Linked DNA regions of Homo sapiens: region 2 is linked to region 1. A link is a loop called in an ENCODE intact Hi-C map of the cell type or tissue named here. Cell type or tissue: endothelial cell of umbilical vein. All regions are shown on one strand. Links, peaks and the distances in the headings refer to the core of each region. The heading gives the core; the rest is flanking DNA. Region 1 has its middle 100 kb from the start of SLC2A12. Region 2 overlaps HBS1L (HBS1 like translational GTPase).

The links. Peaks named below come from ENCODE experiments on the same cell type or tissue, not always from the same donor. Only the 100,000 strongest peaks of a DNase experiment are listed, where the experiment ranks them.
Region 2: a loop joins it to region 1, with 18 times the contacts of the local background. A loop is called at or near these places in 5 of 110 quality-filtered maps.

What each region holds. Positions count from the first base shown.
Region 1 is chr6:134,154,175-134,159,676 of GRCh38, reverse strand. No RefSeq gene overlaps it. Among named protein-coding and RNA genes, the nearest start is that of SLC2A12, 100 kb to the right of the region's middle. In endothelial cell of umbilical vein, for the core only: a CTCF peak has its summit at 2,710 (motif pointing left); a DNase peak (open chromatin) is centred at 2,696.
Region 2 is chr6:135,000,074-135,005,341 of GRCh38, reverse strand. It overlaps HBS1L (HBS1 like translational GTPase), which reads left to right. Exons shown (of 18, transcript NM_006620.4): 5 at 2,500-2,608. Among named protein-coding and RNA genes, the nearest start is that of MIR3662, 23 kb to the right of the region's middle. In endothelial cell of umbilical vein, for the core only: a CTCF peak has its summit at 2,920 (motif pointing right); a DNase peak (open chromatin) is centred at 2,901.

The DNA.
Region 1 (5,502 bases), core at 207-5,206:
TCAAGGTGCTCAACTGTCCCTTGGTACCCGGGGGCAGGATTGGTTCCGGGGTCCCCGCAGATACCAAACCCTGTGAATGCTCAAGTCGCTTAAATAAAATGGCTTAGTAGGCCAGGAGCGGTGGCTCACGCCTGTAATCCCAGCACTTTGGGAGGCCAAGGCGGGTGGATCACGAGGTCAGGAGTTTGAGACCAGCCTGACCAACATGGTGAAACCCCGTCTCTACTAAAAATACAAAAATTAGCCGGGTGTGGTGGTGCGTGCCTATAATCCCAGCCACTCGGGAGGCTGAGGCAGGAGAATCGCTTGAACCTGGGGGAGCGGAGATTGCAGTGAGCCGAGATCAAGCCACCGCACTCCAGTCTGGGTGACACAAGGAGACCCTATCTCAAAAAAAAAAAAAAAAAAGGCTTAGTATTTGTGTATAACCTATGCACACCCTCTCGTATACTTTAAGTCATCTCTAGATTATTTATAATACATAATACAATGTAAATGCTATGTAAATAGTTGTTCTACTGTATTTTAAAATTTGTATTTTTTTTACTGTTGTATTTTTTTTATTGCCTTTGGGTTTTTGTTTGTTTGTTTGTTTTTTGTTTTTTTTGAGACGGAGTCTTGCTCTGTCACCCAGGCTGGAGTGCAGTGGCACGATCTTGGCTCACTGCAAGCTCCGCCTCCTGGGTTCACGCCATTCTCCTGCCTCAGCCTCTCGAGTAGCTGGGACTACAGGCGCCCGCCACCACGCCCGGCTAATTTTTTGTATTTTTAGTAGAGACCAGGTTTCACCGTGTTAGCCAGGATGGCCTCGATCTCCTGACCTCGTGATCCACTCACCTCAGCCTCCCAAAGTGCTGGGATTACAGGCGTGAGCCACCGTGCCTGGCCTTTGGGTTTTCAATAAATATTTTTCTTTCTTTCTTTCCTTCCTTCCTTCCTTCCCTCCTTCCCTCCCTCCCTCCCTCCCTCCCTCCTTCCTTCCTTCCTTCCTTCCTTCCTTCCTTCCTTCCTTCCTTCCTTCCTTCCTTCCTTCCTTTCTTCCTTCCTCCCTCCCTCTCTCTCTCTCTCTTTCTTTTTGATGGAGTCTTGCTCTGTTGCCCAGGCTGGAGTCCAATGGCGTAATCTTGGCTCACTGCAAACTCTGCCTCCCAGGTTCAAGTAATTCTCCTGCTTCAGCCACCCGAGTTGCTGGGATTACAGGACCTGACACCATGCCCAGCTAATTTTTGTATTTTTGGTAGAGACAGGGTTTCTACTAAAATAAAAAATAGCCTAAAAGCACATTTGATTTTTGTGCCAGGCAGGTCTCAAAATCCTGACCTCAGGTGATCCACCCCCCTCAGCCTCCCAAAGTGCTGGGATTACAAGCACCTTGAGATGTGAGCCAACATGTCTGGCCTCAAAAAATATTTTCAATTCATGGTTGGTTGAATCCATGGATGTGGACCCTGTGGATACAGAGGGACGACTGCAACCGTTTATTTAAATTGATTTTGAAAATGTTTCACATTGGCTGGTCACGGTGGCTCCCGCCTGGAATCCCAGCACTTTGGGAGGCCGAGGTGGGAGGATAGCTTGAGCTTGGGAGTTTGAGACCAGCCTGGGCAACATGGTGAAATCCCATCTCTACCAAAAATACAAAAATTAGCCAGGCTGGCGATGCCCTTGTGTTCCCAGCTACTCAGGAGGCTGAGGTAAGAGGATCGCTTGAGCCTCGGGTGTTGAGTCTGCAGTGACCCTATCTCAATAAATAAATAAGTGAATAAATAAATAACCTACATTCACAGAACACTTCTCTCATGTTGACTCATTTTATCTTCTTATCAGACTAGTAAGACAAAGAGGGTAAAATATTTCTATTCAATATGTTAATACCGAGGCTCTGAAAAGTTCAAATGACTCGACACCTATGGAGAGGGCGGAAGGGCCAGAGTTGGAATCCACTGTTTCTGACACCAGAGCCTTCACTTCTTCCCAGGCCTCCTTTGAACATCATGGCATATTTACTGAGCGTGAGCAAAGGAGCCACTGCCAGGAATATATAGGCCAGCTATTTTAGTCTCCCTTCCACTGGGATTACTTTTTTTTTTTTTTTGAGATGGAGTCTCACTCTGTCACCCAGGCTGGAGTGCAATGGCACGATCTCGGCTCACTGCAACTTCCGCCTCCCAGGTTCAAGCGATTCTTGTGCCTCAGCCTCTTGAGTAGCTGGGATTACAGGCAAGCGCCACCACACCCGGCTAATTTTTGTATTTTTAGTAGAGATGGGGTTTCACCATGTTGGCCAGGCTGGTCTCGAACGCCTGACCTTGTGATCCGCCTGCCTCGGCCTCCCAAAGTGCTGGGATTACAGGCTTGAGCCACTGCGCCCAGCAAGGGATTGCTTTTTTATGAGGCAAAATCTTGAAACTGTAGAAAAGAACCAAAGGTTACCAGTTAATAACTTTGGAACATTTAGTTCAAATATGAATGGGCTGTTTTAAAGTGAATATTTGATTAAAATGTATTACAAATCTGAGAGGCAGCGGCATATATTTAATGGTATCTAAGTCCTGTGTTTAAGGGATAATAATACATACTGTACATTCCTCACAGAGCTATTGTGAGAATCAAATGAAAAATAGGAACTTTTACATATAAAGAATTACTGTCTAACTTGTTTTATTGTCTGACATCAGGGTAGCAATTTGTGGAATATCAACCTCAGTCTGCAGCGCCACCCAGTGGACACAATGATACATGATACTGCATTTTCTCGGTTTCAGATATAAATATTACCTGTATTATTTACCTGTCTGGTACACACATTCAGTATACTATTTCTTTCACTATTTTTATTTATAAAACTTTTTTGTATGAAGTTTTGCTGATAAGTTTTATTTTCACAAGTCATGACCAAAAAAAGGCCAAATTTTAGAGCAAGAACCCATATTTTACCTGGAATGATCTATCCTACACAGACGTCCTTGTCAGAATTTTAACCTGGTGCTTATTTTGTAAACCAGCAGTGATGTTAACACAGGAGAAAAAGGTGAGGGACTTTGTTGGAGAGCTATTTCCTTCTTTATTTCCCCATAACTTGTACTTAAAATTCAGCTTATACCTGAAACTTGTTATAGTTCACTCATTCATATACATATCATTGCTTCAATAAAAATCTATTGAGTATTTCTCAATGTTAGGCACCACGCTTAGTGCTAGGGATACAATGATGAACAAAAAGGAATGTGGTCCTTGTCTTCATGAGTTTTGCAAACCAGGCAGATAGATTAAAAAATAATTAGGTGACTATACAAATGTTGGTGCCTCACTTAGCTCAGAAAATGAGAATATTTTATTTTTTTGCTACTCAACAAGATTAGAGTTTGTCCTAATGTATATCTGAACATTTGGAGGCAGTGGGTTTACAATGTAAAACTTTGAAGCTCTTTTATTTTGTTTACTCTTTGAGACAGGGTCTCCTTCTTTCACCCAGACTGGGGTACAGTGGCATGGTTACAGCTCGCTGCAGCCTCCATCTTATGGAATCAAGTGATCCTCCTACCTCAGCCACCTGAGTAGCTGGGACTACAGGTGCGTGCCACCACACCAGGCTAATTTTTAAAATTTTTTTGTAGAGACAAGATTTCACTATTTTGCCCAGGCTGGTCTTGAACTCCTGAGCTCAAGTGATCCTCCTACCTTGGCTTCTCAAAATGCTAGGATTCCAGGTGTGAGCCACCACAGCTAGCCTGAAACTCTTTTGTTTAAACCTGAAAACACGAAGAAGAGAGACTTCTTCCATGTTACAGCATAACCATACGAAATAGTGAAATTTAGAGTCAGAAACAACAGGATTTGAATGCCACAGTCCCTTACTGCTCTCATGACCTTCAGCAAATGATTGTATCTCCCTGATACAATTATTTGTATCAGGTGCAAATGTAGAAGATGCAAGTGTAAATGTAGTTTCCAAAAAATCAAGTGTGCTGTTAGGCTGACTGTTTTTTATTTTCTGTAAAATAGAAATTATATCTAACTTAAAGAGGGAAAGTCTTGACTATTTAAATGTGTGATATACAAGTTATTAATAAATAGTTTGCCTAAATGATCAAAGGCCACGATTTTAAATATATTACTCAAGTTACACTGACTCCCTGAAATGATACTTAAAGTTTAAAACATGAGAAAAACACATAAAAGTGGACCAAAAAATAAATAAATAAATAAATAGTAGTTTTGAGAACATAGCACATAATACTATTATGTTTGGAGGCCAATACAAGGTATTCACATTTCAAGGACAAGCAGTGACTATCTAAACTCTCATTTAATAGCCCAAAGCATTGGGCTAAGGCAGATGTTATAAATCCAATTGGCTAAATAAGGGTGTTTTTTGTTTTTGCTTTTTTTTTTTTTTTGGCAGGGTCTCACTCTGTCACCCAGGCTGGAGTGCAGTGGCACAATCATGGCTCTCTGCAGCCTTGACCTCCCAGACTCAAGTGAACCCCCCGCCTCAGCCCACCAAGAAACTGCGACTTCAGGTGCATGCCACCACACCTGGAAAATTTTTGTATTTTCTTTTGGAAATTGGGTTCCACCATGTTGCCCAGGCTGGTCTTGAACTCCTGGGCTCAAGTGATCCACCTGCCTCAGCCCCCAAAGAGCTGGGATTACAGGCATGAGCCATCATGCCTGGCCAGAAGTAAAGATTAATTGGCTATCTTAGGTCTCATGACTAGTTAACAGGACAAATGGAGCTAAAACCCATGACTCTTAATCCTCTGAGTTGTGTCTTTTTAGTTAGACACCATCTAAAAGAAAGGGTATTTCTGATTATCTAAGCGATATTAACAGAAGTGTTTCATCAGTACTTTTGGAAGTCTTGCCATGCAGTCCTTCAGATAATTCCCCTATTACATGTATACAGAGGGAATGTATCAAATGGTGTGCCAGTTTTCTGTTCTACTAAACACATACACATTTGTAACCACAACTCAAAATATCTCAGAAGGGAGGGAAAGAATAAACAGCTAGTGGCCGGGTGCGGTGGCTCACGCCTGTAATCCCAGCACTTTGGGAGGCCCAGGCGGGTGGATCATGAGGTCAGGAGATCGAGACCATCCTGGCTAACAAGGTGAAACCCCGTCTCTACTAAAAATACAAAAAATTAGCCGGGCGCGGTGGCGGGCGCCTGTAGTCCCAGCTACTCGGGAGGCTGAGGCAGGAGAATGGCGTGAACCCGGGAAGCGGAGCTTGCAGTGAGCCGAGATTGCGCCACTGCAGTCCACAGTCCGGCCTGGGCGACAGAGCGAGACTCCGTCTCAAAAACAAAAAAGAATAAACAGCTAGTGTTTGTGGAAACCTGCCTATGTTTAGGCACTGTGGATACATTACATTATTTAATCAGATAAGTTTTGTTGTCTAGGAGCTGTAGAAGGGACACTGAGACTAGCAAGGACAAATAATTTTTCCATTGAGCTAGTGAATGGCACAGACAGGATTCAATTCAGGTCTTACTGA
Region 2 (5,268 bases), core at 269-5,268, 850 kb before region 1:
AATAGCCTCATATCAGTCCATGTCACATTTTGCTTCCAAATGAGTTATTAAAATAACAAAACCCAAAACTTTAATATTTCAATGCTTTTGGATTTTGAAATTATAGCTGAGAGGTAGTGAACATGCCTTCATTTCTCACCTTACATTTTTTAACCTAGTTTGCCTTTTACTTTTCTCACTTTTTTCAAATGGCTCTTGCTAACTCTACCAATGACTTTTATCTAAAGTGATCATGTCACCAGTGAATGTTTTCAGTCTTCATTCAGTTGACTGGCCCAGAGCCCCAGATCCTGGTAATGCCAACTCCATAACACTGTCTTCCCTTAGCTTCATTGGCACCACCCTCCCTGGCTCTCCTTCACCTTTTTGTAGGTGTATTGTCCATTATCTTGGCATTAAATGCTAGAGTTCTTCCAAGGCCTCCTAGGACCACTTCTCTTCTTTCTCTGTGCTCTCTCCCTTGGTGGTCTCGCCTGTATCTATGTCTTCAATTACCAATTATGTGCTGATGCAGCTCAGACCTCTCCTTTGAGGTCAACCAACATGTTCAACTGCCTATTTGATGTTCATTGTCATTTGGAACTCTGAAATATTGGGTCCAAATTTCTAATATGTCCCAATCTCAAAATTTTCCCTAAACTGTTTGTTTTCAGATGTCCCTTTACTTCATCCTCTCCTCTCCCTTGCCCTTTCCCCTCTCTTTTGCTTACCTCATTTTGGTAACTTCCGCCTCCGTTAGAGCAAGCATTAGGATCTTTGGTATGACCTAAAGGTCCTGCACTGTCTGGCCCTGCCCATCTCTCCAGCTTCATGTAGCTCCCCTCTGCTCTCACTCCCTCTGAAGAACTGTGCTTCCTCCTACAGGAGGACCATTATACAAGCTTCTCTTTCTGCTTGGAATGCTCTTTCTTTCTGTGCTAGTTATTATAATTTATATTCATTTTCCCCATCATAGCTCCAATTCTCACTTTCCTAGAGAAGCTCTCTAAGTCATGTGCCCTATCATCAAATTTTACGGCACCATATATGGATTCTTTATAACACTAATAACAATTTTAATTGTACTTTTTTTTTTTTTTTTATCATTTAGTATGTTTTCCCCGCTAGGATGTAATCGCTCTTAGAGCAAGTGTTACGTCTGTTCTTCACCATCACATTTCCAGCATAGTGCCTGGTGTATAGTAGGCAAATAGCAAACATTTTAAATGAATTTTATACATTAACTTATCTTTTCTTATATTGTTAGTGGTTTCTGTATATGTGTTTACCAATGTAGCACATGCAGTTTCCATAGTTTTATGTGGATTCAATCCTGGTGGTACTTTTTCTGAAAATTATAAAGACACATTTTTAAAAGTTCAATGAATTATGTAGGGATCAAATGCAAAAAAAAGTCTTACTTTGATCTAGCTCATAATTTATTCTCCTCCATCCCTCCATTTTTAATTATTTTTATTTATTTATTCATTTATTTTTGGAGACGGAGTCTCACTCTGTCGCCTAGGCTGGAGTGCAGTGGTGCAATATTGGTTCACTGCAACCTCCACCTTCTGGGTTCAAGCAGTTCTCCTGCCTCAGCCTTCTGAGTAGCTGGGATTACAAGCGTGCACCACCATGACCAGCTTATTTTTGTATTTTCAGTAGAGAGGGGTTTCACTGTGTTGGTCAGGCTGGTCTCGAACTCCTGACCTCGTGATCCACCTTCCTTGGCTTCCCAAAGTGCTGGGATTACAGGCATGAGCCACCGTGCCTGGCCTTTTTTTTTTTTTTTTTAAGAGATGGAGTCTTGCTTTGTCACCCAGGCTGAAGTGCAGTGGCGTTATCATAGCTCACTACAAGCTTAAACTCCTGGGCTCAAGCCATTCTCTCACCTTAGCCTCTCGAGTAGCTGGGACTATAGGCACATGTCACCATGCCTGACTAATTCCCCCATGTTCTTAATTCAGTTTTTCTACATTAACCTCTTTCCCTAGATTCTTTATAGATATCAGTATTTTAGTAAGTCTAGTGTTGTGTGCAAGTAAAATATATACTATATTCCAGCACAATTCAGACTCTCAACTTGTTCATCAGTTCATAAACCTCGCAGGATTAAAAATAGTTTAGCCATCTGCTAACTGACCAAACAATTTTAGTATTGTGAAAGGGTGTGGTAGGAAAGGGAGGTATAGGGTCTAGGTATAATGTCAGAACAAGGCTCAGTGCAGAAACTACCTTGTGACCTCTTAATACTGAAACTTAACAGTCAGTTCAAAATTAGGAAGAGATTTGGTGGAGGTTAAGCATAGGAGAGTCCTGACAATAGGGGATTTCCTAGATTAAAGTGACAGAATTTCTTTCAGCATTAATATCTTACTAAATTTTTTTAGAGATAATGTGTTTATAAAGACATTAATTCTGTGAAAGTTATCATAATCTATAATTTAAAATACTATGTAATAGATTTCTTTATATTACTAAAGAAATTAATTGGCCTTTTATATTTTACTCCTTAACTAGGAAAACCAGTAGATTCCCAGACATCGCGAAGTGAATCTGAAATTGTGCCAAAAGTTGCTAAAATGACTGTATCTGGAAAGAAGCAAACTATGGGATTTGAAGTGCCTGGGTAAGACTTTGAGTACCTCCCTCATCCCCACCCCCACCCCCAAGTTTTTGAAATCACTGTTGCTTCTGTAAGAAAGAGACTGTTTCAATTTCGCATAATATATCATTAGCACTGAAGTATCATATATCCTCAGTATAACATAGTACAAAGAGACAAAATGAGAAATTAGGCTTGATTCTGGCCTTATCTTGTGTGTATTACTTACTCTACCTCACTGCCAGTTTTCTTACATAAATATTTTATAGCTACTTTAACATAAAAAACCCTATGATTTTGTGAAACCTAGCACTGTGAGATAGGGAATTCTTATACCACTAGGTGGCAGAGGTAACCAGATTTTGGAGTGAGTCCCCGAATCATGGAATCATTAATTAAATTTTTTAATAACTAAAATATTTTTAAACTCTTTTGGATTTTCATATTGAATAAATTGGACCATTGTAGCAAAGACGTAAATTGGACCATTGTAGCAAAGACATATGATATGAAACATATGTAGAATTTCAAATATGTAGTGAAAAATGGAAATAAACCATACCTTGGTAGCACTTGTTTGTTCTTATCAAAGTCTCTAGAATCCTTCCAGGAGTTTTTATAGACAAGGGAAGTGAGTTGCTTTAAAGCCATTAATTTTTAAACTCTAAAATTTTTCAGAATTTTCAATTGTTACTTATAAATTATATGTATTTTGTCTGCCAAAATGATAAACGCTGTTATCAAATATAAACAATAGGTTTTTACTATAAACAATAGATTTTTATATATATATACTTTTTTTCCTTTTTTTTCCTCTTTTCCCAAGTTATATTTTTTTAAAAATATAAACCCAGGAACCTTATTTATTTTTTTTTTCCTTACAATATTCTTTTGTCTAAACTAGTGAGGTATTATGAGTTTTGGTTGGGAAGAATGTTTATCACCTAGTTCAATTTTTGGATTTTATAGAAACAAGACTTTATTCACTAGATTTCAAAGTCAGTGAAGGAAAGGACTCCTTATCTAGGACATAGTAGGCATTCAGTGTACATTAATTGAATGATTGGATGAATGAAAAAGTTAATTTTTATCATGAGTAACTTTAGCCTGTTAAAATAATTTAGAATTCTGATTCAGTCTCAAAAAGCTTCGTGTATGCCTTTTTTCCTTCTGAATTGGGATTGAGTTGTCAGAATTATAATTGCCCTTTTTGTCCTTATTCTTGAGTACCATTTAATTCTATTATGGGATTTTTACATACAGAGAGAGAGAGAGGGGGGAAATAAATAGAATACACAATTTATTGTTCTAAGGATTTTATAATCTTAGTACAAAAGATTTTTCAGAAGTCTTAACATGCAAATGAACCCAAATTAATGTATTATATTAGAAGTAAATGCATAGGTATCTAAATGAATAATTATAAAGATAATGGGTAATAAATGTATCAATAAATAATGTGCATAATTTTTGAAAACTCTGTAAGTACAATGCAGGCCTTTCAGAATTTTATGACTATATTCTTTGTGAGGCCAGGGACTGTTAATGTTCATCACTGTATTCCTTTTACAGAATAGTTATTAAATATTTATTGCTCAGAATCCTTGGGGAAATATGTATTATTTTAAAAATAAACTTGCAAATAACATAAAGGTAAAAAATCCACCCATGAGGCAACATTTTGATGTGGCTCTATGGGAGAAGTCATTAGAATGTGAAAGGTCTGTAGTTATAGATCGAAATACTCAGAAATGCTTAATAGTGCTCAAGGCCAACCAAGTTGTACTATTACAGGATTTTTTGAGATTTATAATAGGGATAGCACTTAGCCTATTCTGGGTTAGTCTTAAGAAAGCATATAGAAACACAGTGAAACACTTTTGAGTCAAGATTTCAGCATCATAGGTTTCTACGTAGTGTGATTCTCAGTGGTGTCTTATTTTAAAAAGGATACGGCTGGGTGCAGTGGCTCATGCTTGTGATACCAACACATTGGAAGGCTGAGGTGGGAGGATTGCTTGAGCCTAGGAGTTTGAGGGAGCTATGATCCTGCCATTGCATTCCAGCCTGGTCAACAGAGTGAGATCCTGTCTCTATTTGGAAGAAAAAAAAAAAGGATAGTGCATAATGCATTGCTTGGAAGGAAATGAAACAGCAAACTTTCTTTTTCTTTAATAATATTAAAAATAGTAGATGCAAGTAAGTGCATGTAAGTAGAAATGGAACATTGCATATAGAAGAAATATTCTTTTAACCTCTTAAATCTCAGTTATTCGCTTCTAAGTATTTAACTCCAGAAGAAAGATTAAACCTCTAGATTCATGTATAGTTTACTTTTAGAAAGGTAGTTTAGAGAAAAAAAAGACTAGTCATTTTATAATATTAGGTAAGTGTACAGGGTGGGCATTGTGGCTCGTGACTGTAATTCCAGCACTTTAGGAGGCTGAGGTGGGAGCATCACTTGAGCCTAAGAGTTCAAGACCAGCTCGGGCAATATATTGAGATTCCCCCATCTCTACCAAAAAAAAAAAAAAATTAGCTGGGTATAGTGGTGCTTGCCTGTGGTCCCAGCTACTTAAGAGGCTGAGGTGGGATCACTTGAACCTGGGAGGCCAAGACTGCAGTGAGCCAATATTGTACCACTGCGCTCCAGCCTGGGCAACACAGCGAGAGCGAGACCATCT